Linked DNA regions of Homo sapiens: region 2 is linked to region 1. A link is a loop called in an ENCODE intact Hi-C map of the cell type or tissue named here. Cell type or tissue: gastrocnemius medialis. All regions are shown on one strand.

What was found. Hi-C counts contacts between places; a loop is a spot of excess contacts. Peaks named below come from ENCODE experiments on the same cell type or tissue, not always from the same donor. Only the 100,000 strongest peaks of a DNase experiment are listed, where the experiment ranks them.
Region 2: a loop joins it to region 1, with 2.3 times the contacts of the local background. A loop is called at or near these places in 7 of 110 quality-filtered maps.

Annotation. Positions count from the first base shown.
Region 1 is chr15:97,518,183-97,526,182 of GRCh38, forward strand. LINC02254 (long intergenic non-protein coding RNA 2254) reads right to left here and starts at 3,629. Exons shown (of 5, transcript NR_120324.1): 1 at 3,399-3,629. In gastrocnemius medialis, no CTCF peak of the experiment used is centred here; DNase peaks (open chromatin) are centred at 3,879 and 7,889; H3K4me3 peaks cover 1,694 bases; H3K27ac peaks cover 2,376 bases.
Region 2 is chr15:97,458,985-97,466,984 of GRCh38, forward strand. All of the region lies in intron 2 of LINC02254 (long intergenic non-protein coding RNA 2254), which reads right to left. Among named protein-coding and RNA genes, the nearest start is that of LINC02254, 59 kb to the right of the region's middle. In gastrocnemius medialis, no CTCF peak of the experiment used is centred here; no DNase peak of the experiment used is centred here.

The DNA of each region.
Region 1 (8,000 bases):
GTCATTACATGAACATTCATATATATATATATATATATATATATATATATATACACTCATATATATATATACTCATATATATACATATATTCATATACATACATATATTCATATATATACTCATATATATATATACATATATACTCATATATATATACATATATATGTATCAACCAGAGCTAAAACTCTATAGATATATGGACCAGTTATAGCTCTGAATATGTGCACATTACCCATGGGATTCCATGACATTTTGTGCAGATTGCAAGGTGCACATGCCCTGTGGATGCCTGTCATATGCATGAATTATGAACAGAAATCATACTTTATGTCATCCAACTTTATACCTACAAAACCTAGCATTGTGATATTGGCTCCCGACAGCCCCTCCTACATTGGAAGCTTCTGAAGGACAAAGATCACATTCCTTGTGTGAATATATGACAAAATAACACCTTCATTTGGAAGGAGAAGGAGACTTATTATTGGGAATGAGAAGGAATTTGAGGATGACAGCAGTAGTGGTCCATTTACAATTTTGGCACATGCAGGTTTAACTCAGAATTCACCTTAAGAAGTTAAACACATTCCTATAAGCTTGCAGTGATATCTTTGACTTCACAAAGTCTTACACATTAGAGCTGTGAAAGTCTGGTTTCTGCTGGAAGCTCATAACAGCAGGGACATGCAGTGCTCCCCACTGTTTCTACTGCAACTCCACCCAGGATTCACTCTCCCACCCTGTGGTACTTATATTATCCTCTGACAGGTGAGGCCCACAGCTGTGACTAGACACAATGACCAGAGCTGGTTAGGTCAAGTGTGAACAAGCAACTGCAGCTGAGGCATCGGCTGGTCGGAAACCTATTGCCTGCCAGGCCTAAAATAAAACTATGAGCTGGTCAATTATATCAGTGGGAGTGGGGAATAGATGGGTTGGAGGAATAATGGCAGGTGGCAGAAAGAAACTGGGTTATAAAGTTCAGGATCATGTGCAGAAGTTCACTTTGGACAGGATGCAATAACTAACTGATGAAAACTTTTAATGCCTCAAAGACAAGTTTATGGTCACTTGTGTGGCAGTCTAATTAGATGCTTCTAGTTCATGGGTAGCTTTCCTCCATCAGTGGCTCAGGGACCCAGGATCCTTCCCGTTTGTGGCTGTACTATCCCCGAGCGCATTTGTGGCTTGGCCATCCACTAGCATGAGGGTTCCACTTCTTACAAACCTGGGCTCTGAAGCTGCTACTTCTTTTCAGATACCATTGACCAAAACACATCATGGGACCACCCTTCATAGCAAGGCAAGCCTGGAAATTAGTAGGGCTGCCTGTGTGGAAAGACAGATTTTTGGTGACCTGCTACAGGAACAAGCCAAGTCACGTTCAAGGCCCAGCTTTATGAGGGACATAAAGAGATGGCCGCGTTGCTCAGGGAAGAAAAGAGAGGAAAAGTCCTAAGAGAGACCATGAACCTGTCTTGATTCCACTTACTTCACTGTTGTTTTCTTAAAATCCTCACAGTATTTTTTACTATATGCCACTCTTTAATTGAGCTAGCATGAGTAAGTCTTAACCATACATTTTATAAATCTATTGGCATAATCTGCATTCTTCCTGAATGTTCAAACTAGAATTGAGAAAATTGAAAATCGAGACCAGGATGCTGTTGAAACATGAATTCTTTCCATGATCCCCTCAGTAGAATTTAGTGAAATGAAAGGATAGCTTCCATCACGTTATGTTTAATTCTTCCTCGATTTCATTTATCTTTTTACTTAAAACTAGTATTTTCCAACAACTACTTCCCTTAGAATCTCTGTAAGCTACAGAAATGTTAGCAGCTTACTTTGGTCATATCATGGGCCAATGCAGCAGCGCTGTCTCATGATTGTGAGCCTAATTTAACTAAAAATAGCAAGGGAAATGCTGAATTCTGAAGCATTTCTGTCGTTCCCTATAGCTGAATGGGAACGTTTTCACTCAAAGAACAGCTCCTCTTGCCTTATTGCAGCATGGAGGACTCAATCACATTTTCCCTTGAGGCTGACAACAATTAAAAACTAGCTGCCATAAGACAGTATTCACAGATATTCACAACAAACACAAATTGGTGCTTTTCATTGAGACAGGCAGTGTATGCCACACAGACAGCAGGACTCAAGGACAACCATCTCTTTCAATGTCCAGCATCTTTGAAATGAGCTTGGCTGTTAATAAGACTAATGCCTTCAGTGTTACTCAGTTTCATTCTTTACAGCTTTTATTTTCTCTTTAAAGACCCTACCAGTCAGTTGGGCCTCTTGATCAGTTGGGTAGAAGTTGGGAGATATACATTGTTTGGGAGGAGATCATAATTTAAGCAAAAAGCCTCCGAGGAATGAAATGCCACGTCTTTCCATTTGCAAGCATTCCCACCAGGCTCTCTTTTGGAGAACTTCCCTTCCCTTCACCTCCCCCATTTTACTATAACATTGCGTCAGATATTTAGAAATGTTTTGTTTTAATACCAAGTGACTTTCTTTTTTTTCTATATCTGTTTTCTAACCAATCTGATACTTCAAGGCAACAAATAAGAAACGGCTTTGTTATTGAATTGGGAACAAAAGGTACAGTGGAGAAGCATATTAAAATGTTCAGAAAATCCTAAACTGAAATCTGTTTACTAAAGCCACCAGCTGTCACTTCCTCTCCTGGCTGTCGTGCACTACCTATCTGGAACTGTCGCCTTGCACTCATTGCCCTGACCCTACTGTATATCCGCTCTGATGTTTTCTTAGAAAAACAAGTTTACCCCCTTCCCTCTCAATTACATCTAAATGTACTCTAAATGTGCTGTCATTCTCAATTGCATTCAATGTTCTTTTCAATTTTAAAATGGATGTTTATAAGAAGTAGCATGACAATCTATTTAAGAATAAAAGTCAAAGAATTAAACTAAATGACCACAATAGGAATCATCAATGTGGAACTGAGAATGTTGACTTGAGTACCTAGAGTTCAATCATAAATTAAAAATCGTTAAAATGTGGTGTTTGGGGTTACAAACTCTGTTTCAAATTACAAGTAGCTGTGCCTGGCATGTTAGGATTGTTTTCTGATCTTAATGAATGCTAAAGTTGAGATTTTTCAGAAGGATAAAAAGTCTTTTTAGGAAACCATTACGGATCCTCGTATTTCAGTGACCCCATCCACCCACTCCCCGCTTTGCTTCAATGTTGGCAACATCTGACACCCTTTTCGGCATGTTCAGGAGAGAAGCCAAGGATTAAACCGGCCATGAAAACTCTTTTCCTTCTCAACTCACCGCTGGGAAGCGAGTGTATTCTGTAAATTCCTGTATCTGGCCAGGAGGGCTTAGGGGATAGGGTGGGCCGCTCAGAGCTGAGACGTACTCACACTGTGGATAGATAGACGTCCGTCTCCAAAACCGCCAACTTTGCTTCTTCCACTACCGCTTGGCTCCCTGTAGTCAATCTGCATGTGATTCCTATTAAAATCCTGTTTCCTTAAAGCAACAAGGGTTTCAGCCTAGAGAATAAGATATCTGACCTCTGGAGCCCATGAGCTATCACTGCTACATATATTCACTGAATCAACTATCAGCACGCAGGCCCTATCAGCAAAGGAGAGAAATGTGCAAACTTCTTGCAGCATTAATCAAACCTGAAACGTTATTTTTAAGGTGTCACGAAATCCACGTTGACTGACTGGTCCTTTTAATCTTAATTTTGAACAGTTGCTACTCCAATTAAATTCTACCACCTAGCATTTTCAAACAGCTCCTGGTTGTTTCCACAAACTCCGTTAATGGACAGCTGTTTCTGACAGCTCCCTGATTTGCCAGTGCTGTGTTGGCTGCCGGCACAGGAGGCCCGTTCTGTATTCTGCTGCTGGCACCGGGGGATATGCAAATGAACACATGAATCAGTTGTCACCACCACAGACACTGTGCAGGGAGACGATCAGAATGTGTGGGGAGCTTAGTTGGCTGCAAGTGAGGGGAAAAGAAGGGGGGTAGGAAAGCTTCGGTTTCTTGAAGTGAGTTTTCTTTTCTTTTTCTTTTTTGAAGTGTCTCCAGTTTATTTTCACTTTGTGGCATTCATTAGATTTCAGTTCAGGAAAGTGCAATCTGTTCCTCGCCAATCACCAACAGAAACCCTGAAAGTTTGGGAATGATAGAAACATTTCAGGTAAACACCATTAGAACTTTGGTAGCACAAGCAGAATATTATAGGCACTTCCGTTTTTCAAATATTTCCCCATCCGAAGCGGGTGAGGGAACGATGGGGACAAAACAAAACTTTTGTTCCCCGTACGGATGTGCTCGAGAACACTTGGCTTGGGTTCCAAAGCCTGGTCATAAGTGCTCTGAATTATTTCCAGCAAGTAATGCCGAACTGCTCCACCCGCCAAGCTGAATGCTCATACACATGGTGTGAATGCGTTACATGAAGAACAGAGTGAGTGAGCCCCAGCCCCGGGGGCTTCCGTCCCGTCCCTCAGACCTAGCCGACATACGAAACAATGGAGAAACGTTGTTGCTCTTGTGTTATTTAGGATTCAGTCAGGGAAGTAGTTCCACTAAGAGTGACACAGACTGTGGGGATTATGATGGGCTGCATCTTATGTAATTGTGGGATGTGGTGAGGCTCCAGTCACTGTAGGTCAGCAGGACCTGTGGCTGGGAAGAAAAGCTGGACAGAAAGTGGTGACCGCAAGGACAAGTTGAAATCCGTGAGGACATACTGGAACCCGTAGAGACAAATGGGAACCTGTGAGCACAAATTGGTACTGTTTCTGTCTCTCACTGCCTGCAAGTTTGATGGCATGGGTGATCTGAAGAAGGAGTGACACCTTAGGCCACATTTCTGAACAGGACTTGGCCTAAGACTTGAAGAGACAGGAGGAGCTGGAGGAGAGGGGGTCCAAGTGGCTGCCCTTCCCAGCAAGAAGAGCCAGTGGGTCAGTGACAATATGCCCCAGCTCTGGTGAGGCTGGGAGCCCTACTCCAACTCTCTGAACCTTAGGACGACTGTTTTACTTCACCTGCCCAGTCATTTACAAATTCCTCTGCAGGCAACCTTCATTCAAACCATAACAGGAAGGCAATTCTGGAAATCATATTTCCAGCTCTGCTAGGTTGACCCTTAAAAATCACCACAGCTGTATACCCAGTTCCACTTTGCCTTGAGAATCCAACATGACATTGTCTACTGTGGGTTCCATACATCAGTGGTAGTACCAATCACATTACCTGGAACATGGACAAAGAAGACAGGGAGAGCTAGAGTTAGGCATGGAGTCAAGTGATGGAATTACAAGATGGCCTGGAGTGAAATATGGTTAAAAATGTACCACTGTTCAGGGATCAAGGAGCAAATCAGTATCACATATTGGTTTTATTGAAATACTGTTAGAAGTCCTACAAGATGGGGAAAGCTAACCAGGGCCAGGTTTAGCACAGGTACAAAGAATGAGAAAGATAAAATATGATCTCGATTACACCTGGCTAACACATATTATCTGGGACTTTATGTGTCTTCTATCTAAAGAGAAATGAATACAGACTTCATTTCTAAGTTGGTTTCACATTGGTATGTCTAAGCTGATTTAAAATTGCAAATGTTTGAGAATACCTTTGTATAAGGGATACCTCAGACATGATTTAACAAGAGAGCAACAGCCAGAAGAAATCCTATGCTGTCATCAGAGTTAATTCAAAACATTTGTGGGTCTTATGTTGCTACTCATTATCAGGAGAATGATTATAATTTCCCTTAAATCTAAAATAGGTTTAGAGTTCATAGCAGTTAATTTTCACTTATGTTTTGGATCAAGACACCCAAATTTAATATTATTTAATCATAAAATTAACCAAAGGGTGATTGATCCTAATGGCTTTCTGGAAACACACACAGACACACACACACATACACACCCACACCACACAAACTACACAAATACACACACTAATATACATAAATATATATACACAGAGAAACTATAAGTGCAATTCCTGTTCACCAGAGCCAGCCTCACCCTCTGCTTCCAGCCCAATAGGCTTGTTGCTCCCGAAGCGTTCTTATTTATAGATATCTCTCTATACCTACACACACAAATATACGCATAAATGTATAGAACCATATATACACATAGATACTTGTGTGTATATATTTTTTCTTTATAGCAGAGAATTTTTCCATATTCATTCTCTTGTAATTATATTGAACACCTTCCCATATCAATAATAACGAAAATATCTCATTCTTTAGATGTATTTCACTTTCTCTTTACCATAATGTATTTAACCATTCCTTTATTGATGGGCACTTAGGTTACTCCCCTACCCGCCTTGTAAAAAATAACGGTTCCTCCAAAAAGATTCCTGGTGGCATCTATTCTCTTTTGTTTGGTCTTTTATAACTCATGTGTTGGATTCCAGGGCATGAGAGAAAACCTACGTCCTTTCACTCACCTGGCGAGTGAAGAGAACATTAACTTGTATGCTTCTCTCATTCCATAAATGTTTGGGCTATTTGCTTCTTTCTTCTCACTCAGATCGAGATTATATGATGAAGATAACAGCCGGCCTTCATACACTTGGCCCACTGCTGAGCCCACTGCACCTGAGGGAGCCAATGATTATTTTTCTTCAGCTCTATATGGCATTGTCAAAACAGTTTTCTGAGTTTCAAAAATACATTAGAAATTTGCTTCATGGCCATAATAAAATTTATTTATTTTGAAAGAGTTAATTAGATTCATTGCTTGATGTGAACCTAATGATCAGTATAGTTCCACAGTGAAGATTCTTAGCTCTTTCCAGGTTTATAAGAAATGCTATTTTGTATTTCTCACATCTAGATTATTTGCATAAGCATCACTTTATGATAAAGGGTTCATTTCTCCTGGACAGAATACTCCTTCCTAAGAAATATCTCATAAAACAAGATGAAAGCAAATATTTTGCAGCCATTAGTCTGTTGTTTTCTTCATTGGAGGGATTGTGTAGATTTGCACTTAGTCTCTTAGTCAATTCGCAATCAATGCTAACAGCAGAATCACTTGTTTCTCTTCAACAAGACATCCTTCAGCTTTAGTATGTTGTGTCCTGATCATGCTCTTCATAAAAGGACTCAGACTTCAAATTCATAGGTGGCTTAGCATAATCCAGCCTATGGACCAGGTGCTTCTGCCTGGGAAACTATATAACATGTGTCAGATATGTTCTATTACTAACTACCACTGTCCCCTTGAAAAATTTACTTCTTGTTGAAATCCATGGACTAGTGAACATAAAAATACGGTAGCCATCCCATCATTGCCGGTAACGCTTTTATAAAAAAAAGCCCATCAGATCTCAAGAATGGAACTTTAATTAGAGTGACCTTCTCCTATCCCTTACCTTTATCTCATATTTTCATAACTCATTGTAATTCTGGAATGATGGAATTCACTACATCAGTGTTGTTAATGTTTGTCTGTGTCCCACTGTAGATTGTAAGCTACTTGCCTATCATCTGTAGCCTAGGCAATGATGAAGGAAATGAAGAAAGGATGGAAAAAAGGAAAGAAGAAGGGATAGAAGGAGGAAAAAAAGAAAGAGAAGGGGAAAAGGATAGAAGAAGGAAACACCTTTATAGCAGCATGCTGTGGAAAATTACAACTTGAATAAAATCAAATGAGATAATGATATATTTGAATGTACCAATCATTCTACCAACATGCAAACTATTAATACTATGCAGTCTATGCCAAGTGCAATGCTTCAAAAAAAGGCATGACTCATAGGACTGGATGGTTCATAATATTTAAAAATAGGAGTATTTCATCAGTATACCTGGTGTTCTCTTGAAGAGAGCTGATGGGCATGACTGATCTTTGGTAAGCAGCCTCAGAGTCACCCAACTAGAGAGCTCATCTCTAATCCAGCCCCTAACCTGGTGCCTGCAGCTAGCCAGTTTTCAGTAAATATTGGGGAATAAATGCTTAGGTCAA
Region 2 (8,000 bases), 59 kb before region 1:
GGGAAAAGTTGCAGATATGTAAAGACGAGAGAGACCTTAGAGGTCATCACTTGAACTTTTCCTTTTACAGATGAGAAACTCAAGACTCAACAACATGTTGGAACAAGGAGGGTCTAAAGATTTAATTAAAATTGTGGAAATTTATAAATGTGATTTTCAATAGTGAAAAGCAAACGTCTGATAAGACATGACTCATGAAGCAACAAATCTGCAACAAGATCAAATGCTGTTTTTAAAGTTTCAATTGAATTTGATCTGCCTAACTCATAGAAAGGTGACTCTTTCAGAGAAATGATGACTTTAAGGTAATTTCTCTCCATTTCAGGGCTACTAGAAGACTTTTTGTTTTGTTTTGTCAAAACCACTACCAGACTCAAGAGGCAAACTGGAAGTAGATAAAATAGAAATAGAGCAACAAGACGTGTGTGTGTGTGTGTGTGTGTGTGTGTGTGTGTGTGTGTGTGTGTATCCCCATAACATAAAATTATATCTGGAATTTTTTGTGATATTACAAAGATTCAGATTACACTCTAAAATCTTCTATTGTCTTTGTCCTCTACCTCAGGTCTCAAGGTATAATATACAAACTAATTCAAATTTAAAAGCAGAGGCAGTGTGATATAATGGAATGGCCCTTGATTCTAATCCCAAATTAGATTTTGGGTTTGAGTTTTAGATCAGCTTTAATAGGCAAGACTCTCAATGTCCACCAGCCTCAGTTTTTTCAGCTGTAAAGTGAAGATAAAAATATCTGCTTTGCTTACCTTCCTTGGGCCATTGGAGTGTCTCCAATGAAATAATGTATGTGAAAGTGATGAGGAACTATTCACATTCTACAGATATGTTAGGGCTTATGAAAATTGCTAGGAGATTGGTCTGATGAGAGGGCTTTGGGTCCATGCAAACAACATGAAATTGCAGCCAGGACGCAGAAGGCAGTCCCTTCTCCTCAGCCATGGGAAGCAGCTGCTCACACTCTCCAGTTTGGAATGCACAGGCTTAGGAAGCAAGATTTTAACAGACTGTTTGGCACTGAGTAGAATTCTCCCAAAGACCTGGCAGGGGAGTTAGTTTAAGTAATAGTATGTCAACTACTCATCAAGACAAATACTAATGGAAGGTTTCCACAAATTAGGTTTTGCTTGTGTAATGGTAGGAAGACAACAAGTGTGTCTTCTGAATTTAATTTACAGGTCTGCTGTGCCTTTCAGAAGCACAAAGATCATGCCTCCTCTTTTCTGAGTCCGTGCACCTGTACACAGACCTGAAAATCTCCTTCAACCCTTAAGGCATTTTGCTCAGGTAGGACCCTATTAAAAGCAAAAAAAAAAAAAAAAAAAAAAAAAATCACAAAAACACTCAAATGTCATTCCACATCATAATCAAATCAAATTCAAAGTGTTACATTCCAGTGTCACATTTGATGTTTATTCATTTTTATTTTGTGAGACAGCACCTTGCTATGCTGTCCAGGCTGGGCTTCTACTCCTGGGCTCTAATGATCCACCTGCCTCAGCCTCCTGAGTTTCTGGAAATACAATGATACCCTTGTTTAGGCACATTATTTCATATTTGTATTCATTTCTATTCATCTTTAAATCCCTCAGGACCTCCCCATGGCAATTAGTAGGCACATAAAATGCATTAAATAAAACTACAAGTAACTAAATTCATTTTTTTACATAGTAAATATTCAGTACCCTTAATGGATCAGGCACAGGATGAGTTCAGGAAGAACCCATCTTACATTTAATAATTGTATTAATTGTGTAAAGACTGAGATTCAAATGTACCTTCAATGTAATATTTCAGTTCATCTTTTGCAAAGCCTCAGCTTCTTGTGGAAAAGTAATTTTCAAGAACAGCCAGTGTATTGCAAAAAAAAAGAGGAGGGCGGGATGTTACGATTCTGGACTTGCTATTACAAAACCTGAGAATATAGCGTGGTAACCTAGCTCAGCAGGGAAACACCTGTTCTGTCACCCAGAAGGAAAACATACCTCTTTTAACTCACAATCCATATACATTCCTGGGGAGAGGGAGGAGGGGGAAGACTTGGCTCACAGTGATCAAATGGAGCCTATTGAATACCTCCACCATCTAGTAATTGTTCTTGTCTAGGCACTTATGCTTAAATAGAATTTTAGGACCCTAAATAGGTGGATGATATGTGTGGTAATGTTTTTGTGAGAGGAAGTATCAATGTTATTTATAAAATCAGCTGAGTGCCTTAGAGGTTTGACCATATATACTTCATGCTAAAAAAACTTAATTTGGAAAGGAAATTTCTTGTACCTACCAGTGAATTACACAATTTATCTAAATAAAAGCATCTTATGAATCTTTGGTTCAGCAATGTAGAGTTGGCATTGAAAAGTTTCCATGAGAATTTGCCAAGAACCTATAAATAAACATTAAACACGAGATGTCTTATGTAACCACAATCCTCAGGGCAGATTCCTTTTAAATATAAGTGCACAGCTGGAGTTCAACAGATACCACATCTTAAGAGGGTTTTGCCATAACTTGTAAGTTTAAAAAATTAACTACTTACTTTTATAAATCTTTCTGCTAGTAGATACATTTCTGTGTACAACCCATAGACTAGTTAAAAGTTTCAGATTTAGACAGGAACATGACTTAGGAAGAGAGCTCACAGATTCAAAACAATTCAGTGCTTCTGTATACTTCTTTATATGTTTCAGAGTAATTTCGTATGCATTATCACAAGCCAGTTTTCACAATAAACCTTCAAGTCGGGAGTTTCCACAAGAAGTTTAGGCTTTGCAAAGGATGTGCTGGGAAGTTACACAGAGAGTACATTTGAATCTCAGTCTTTACACAACTAATACATTTATTAAATGGAAGGTGGATTCTTCTGAATTCATCCCATTCCTGATACATTAAGAGCACTGAATATTTACATTTTTGTTCCCAGATAATAAACCTACAGCAGTAAATGGACAGATACTTGTGTCAGGTCAGATGTAGTCTTTTGGCTTTAAAATTACTGCTTTCTTAAAATACCATAGTGCTAAGCTATGCCCATGTGAACAGAGGTTTGGATTAAAAAGATCTGTCTCCTTAACTGCTCTGATATTCTGGCACTCCCCTTTAATTCTGACAATTCAAACATGACTAGTATTCTCAATTTGGAGTTTAGTTTTTCCTTTTGTGGAAGCAGATTAGCTTGACTTGTGAGTCTTTAAAAATTGTTATTAACATATGTAATATTTACTAGAAAGACATCATCACTAGCAGTTTCAGGAAGTAGAGGACGTGCTCATCCTGACTCTGCTGCTGAATCCACAACACAGACAGAGTCCTCAGCACTTAACGGTGAACAGTCAATAAACTGTTCTGAAAGAAAGGATGGGAGACTGAATACTGTACATGTTCAAAGCTCAGTGTGGAAAGGACAGTCCTCTGAGCCATCGAGTTTGCTCCTTCAAATCTTGAAGCTTTTCTTCCCTGCTTATTTACAACATTGGCACTGATTCAAGATGGTTTATCAATAAATAATTTGCATTTATCTTATTTGTCTACAGTTGACCAACTGTGTAAATCTTCTCCTCATTGGATGTTTTACTTTTGAGTGGTGATAATTCATTCTCATCAGCCTTCTGATTCTTCTAATGTTTTACAGCTACCCACATATGTGGAAAAAGACACAAGGTACTTTAGTAGACTGAACTATCCCTGATGAGTTTCCCAGGTCACATTCAAAGTAGCACATTACTTTCACTAGCCATATCCTAGTTTCTCACACTGAAATGTGAATTGCAAAAAGTGAAACACTGGGAAGGAATATTATCATCGTTTTATTCTTCAGGAGTCAATGCTGCTGCTTTAAAGGAGTGCACTATTTGAAGCACCATTTTATCATTATGAGGTTACATGTTACTTGGCTGCCTTTTAAAGATGCATTTTTAATAAATCTATTGCTTTGATTTGTGTTTCTGTTAATCACAAGATGCAATCCATTTTTCTAAGAATAATGCTAAAGTATCCTTTGTATCACCCCCGATCCACCTCTCCTCAACCACCAATCACCACTGTTCCCTCAAGAGAAGAAACCACTGTCACCAATGCAGTCTGTGTATCCTTCAAGCCTTTTGCTATTGGTATGTAATCATAGAAATGAACTGAAACAAATATGTATTATTGTTTTGTGTGTGGGTTTTATCTTTAATTTTTTTTAGCTTAAAAATGACTTGGTGATTTTGTCTGTGATAGTACCTATGGTGCAGCCTCCTTCTTCATAACATTTAATGGTATGAACATGCCGTCTATGCCATATAACCTACTGCTACTGATAAACATTGACCTTGATATAAGTTCTTCTCATTATTACCAATAATGCTGCAAGGAATGCTCATGGACATCATCTTTAAGGCTGTCAATTTAGCAAATAAAATATTGTATAGGACTTATTTATAATACAAAATTATTATTTATCTGAAATCTACATTTAATTGGCACTCCATTCTTTATCTAGAGAACCTACTCCTTATGCAGATGAATGAGTGTACTGTATAGTATATAGAGAGGAACTGAATGGCTAGGAAGAAGAGACTGGGTACTTTTTCCTTAATTTTGAAAGTTTTTGCCTTTTGTCTGCCTAGATTGTAACACCAATGTAAACTTTGTTGTACTTTTCCAAGCCTCATGAGTTGAATGCTAATTAAATTTATTTTAATTGGATGTTAGTGATATATATTACTAATATTATATATAACACATACATATCAAAAAAGCATGCACATTCTAAGTGGACAACTTGATTACCGTTCACAAACTAAACGCACCTGCGTAACCAACAAGCAGATGAAAAACTGGACTCTTGCCAAAATTCCACCTGATTTCCTATTTCAATCACTAACAACCATCCACTCCCCACCCCATCACACGCACACACCAAAGGGCAACCAGTATATTGACTTTCTAACAGCTTAGATGACTTTGATGGCTTTGTTCTTTGTGTACATGGAATCATACCATATGTAATCTTATGTGTCTGTCTTTTTTTCTGCTCAACATTTTGTTCATGAGAGTCACTGATATGCATAGTTTTCAATAACTCCTTTTATCATTTCTGTACAGTATTCATCTAACTTTGATCTTTCTGTTTTTGTAAAAAAGACATACAAAATCCTATAACTTTTCTTAAGTACTACTTTGGTCCCTTTCCACTAGCCTGTGTCAGGTAATGTTCTCATTTTTTTTTTTCTAAATCAATTCTAAATTATGTTTAAGTGGTGTCTTTAATCCATTAATTATTTAGAATTGAATTTTTTAAGTATTCATTCTAGATCATCTTTTTTTCTTTTTGTCAATAGATATCTAATTTTTATTGGTGGATTGTTCCTTTCATCCATTCAAAATATTACTACTGTACCCTTTAGATATCTTGAATTTTAATTTTTTCAGAGGCAAATATCATTAGTCGTTTTATGCTATTTTGCTTTTTTTGTATGTGTTTTCTTTTGCCTTACATTGTTTAGATGTATAAAGAATAGTTGTTTGGTGTATAGCTGGATTTTATTACTCAATTTCTGTTTCTACACAGGTGAATTTAGCTCATTCTCTCAATTAAAAAACACTAATTAGGAAATATTTTATTTCTATTTTAGCAGCCACTCAGAAAGTTAAGAAACAAATATATTTTTCACAAATTTTATAGTTAATCTAGACAAATTTTTTCCATCAATCAAGACTGTCCGCCCAATTATATATACTGAATTCGTACTTCTACTCACTCTACCCTATTGCTGCTCTCTGTCTTTTCATGCTAGATTATTACCTCTTTCCCCAAAATCAACATTTATTTATACTTAGAGTTCTTCAATATTCAATGCTTCAAAAATCATATCTTCTTCTGAGTTCCATTTAACATCTTATTGATTATATCTTCCAGTACTTCTTTCAGACAGGGTCTATAGATATATTGCTTATGAATGTCCATATCCCTGGTATTATTTTATTTTACTATGCACTCATATTTGATAAATATCTTGGCAGGACATAGAATAATAAGTTCCAAGTTAGGTTTATTAAGGACTCTGATAATATTTATCCATTCTTTTCTTGCATTTAGTGATTTAATTGCTGATTAAAGTCTAATGTCGAGAGAATTCTTGTTCACTTTAAGACACTTTGATTACCTTTGCATGTTGTTTTTCTGAATTTTTTTTAATTTATCTTCTCCTCCTTCTTGATTAGTGTTCTAAAATTGCATCTAAATGTATTCAGGTCCATGAACATTTTTGTTTGTTTAGAATCAAATTGTTTTTTCGTTCTGCTTGATACTAGATGTCTGTTCTCAAACTTGGGATTCATGTATTATTTCTGTTCTGGATCAACTTTTCTATCATTATTTTACCATTCCCTTACTTTAATTTTCTCTAGATTCCCTTTCTCCAATTCCTATGAGATAGATGTCAGAAATAGGAACTGTCCCCCATAACTCTTGTATTTTGTATTTTGCATCTTTTTAAAAGTTTTGCTTGCTGCTTCTTAGAATTACTTTAGCTCCATCTTGTAACTATACATTAACCCTGAAATTAATTGCCCTTTATATCAATGTTTACATTTTAATCTCTAAAATCTATTGTTGTGCTTTCCTTTTTTTTTTTTTTTTTTTTTTGTGAGATGGAGTTTCGTTCTTTTTGTCCAGGCTGGAATGCAATGGCACCATCTTGGCTCACTGCAACCTCTGCCTCTTGGGTTTAAGTGATTCTCTTGCCTCAGCCTCCCAAGTAGCTGGGATTACAGGCACGCCCCACCACACCTGGCTAATTTTGTATTTTTAGTAGAGACGGGGTTTCTCCATGTTGGCAGGCTGGTTTTGAACTCCCGACCTCAGGTGATCCACTCACCTTAGCCTCCCAAAGTGCTGGGATTACAGGCGTGAGCCACCGCACCCAGCCTATTGTTGTGCTTTTATAGGTACCAATATCATCTCATATGTCTTGATGCATTAGTACTCTAAGAGTTATTTCCTCTGCTTTCGACAACTCTGCTCTTTTATTGCCAGTTCTACCAGTTGTCAATCTCCTTCTCTTTCCTGCATTTGTGATTTAAAACAAAATAAAACAAAACAAATCTTTGATCTTCTGTTTTATTCTTTTTTCCCCGTTTTTGAAGGTGGTGTGTAAGCAGCGCAGACCTTGCTGCACTATTTCATTGCAAATTAATGATTCTGGTTCTATGATAACTCTATCACTGTTTGATGATCGTATAGTTTCAAGAACTAAGACCTGGTATGTAAAATATCCACATTTGAATGATTATCCTATCCACTAAATAGATTCCACGTTTTCACTTTTCAAAAATAATGTTAAAGATGTTCTTCCTCATCTGTAACTGTCATTTTTCTTGCTGCAATTTAAAGTCTTTTATTCTTATTGGGATTGGATACGAACAGTCTTTTCCCATTTTTGAATTAGAAGTCCTTTGACAGGGCCAGGCACCATGGCTCACGCCTGTAATCCCAGCACTTTGGGAGGCCGAGACAGGTGGATCACCTGAGGTCAGGAGTTGCAGACCAGCCTGACCAACATATTTCAACACTGTCTCTACTAAATATACAAAAATCAGCCGGCATGTTGGCAGGCACCTATAATCCCAGCTACTTGGGAGGCTGAGACAGAAGAATCACTTGAACACAGGAGACGGAGGTTGCAGTGGACTGAGATCGCGCCATTGCACTCCAGTCTGGGCAACAAGAGTGAAACTCTGTCAAAGAAAGAAAGGAAAGGAAGGGAAGGGAAGGGAAGAGGAGGGCAGGGGAGGAGAGGGGGGGAGAAGAAAGAAAGAGAGAGAGGGAGAGAGAAAGAGAAAGAAAGAAAGAAAGAGAGAGAGAAAGAAAGAAAGAAAGGAAGGAAGAAAAGAAAGAAAGAGAGAAAGAGTGAAAGAAAGAAAGGAAAGAGAGAGAGAGAAAGAAAGAAAGAAAGAAAGAAAGAAAGAAAGAAAGAAAGAAAGAAAGAAAAAGAAAGGGA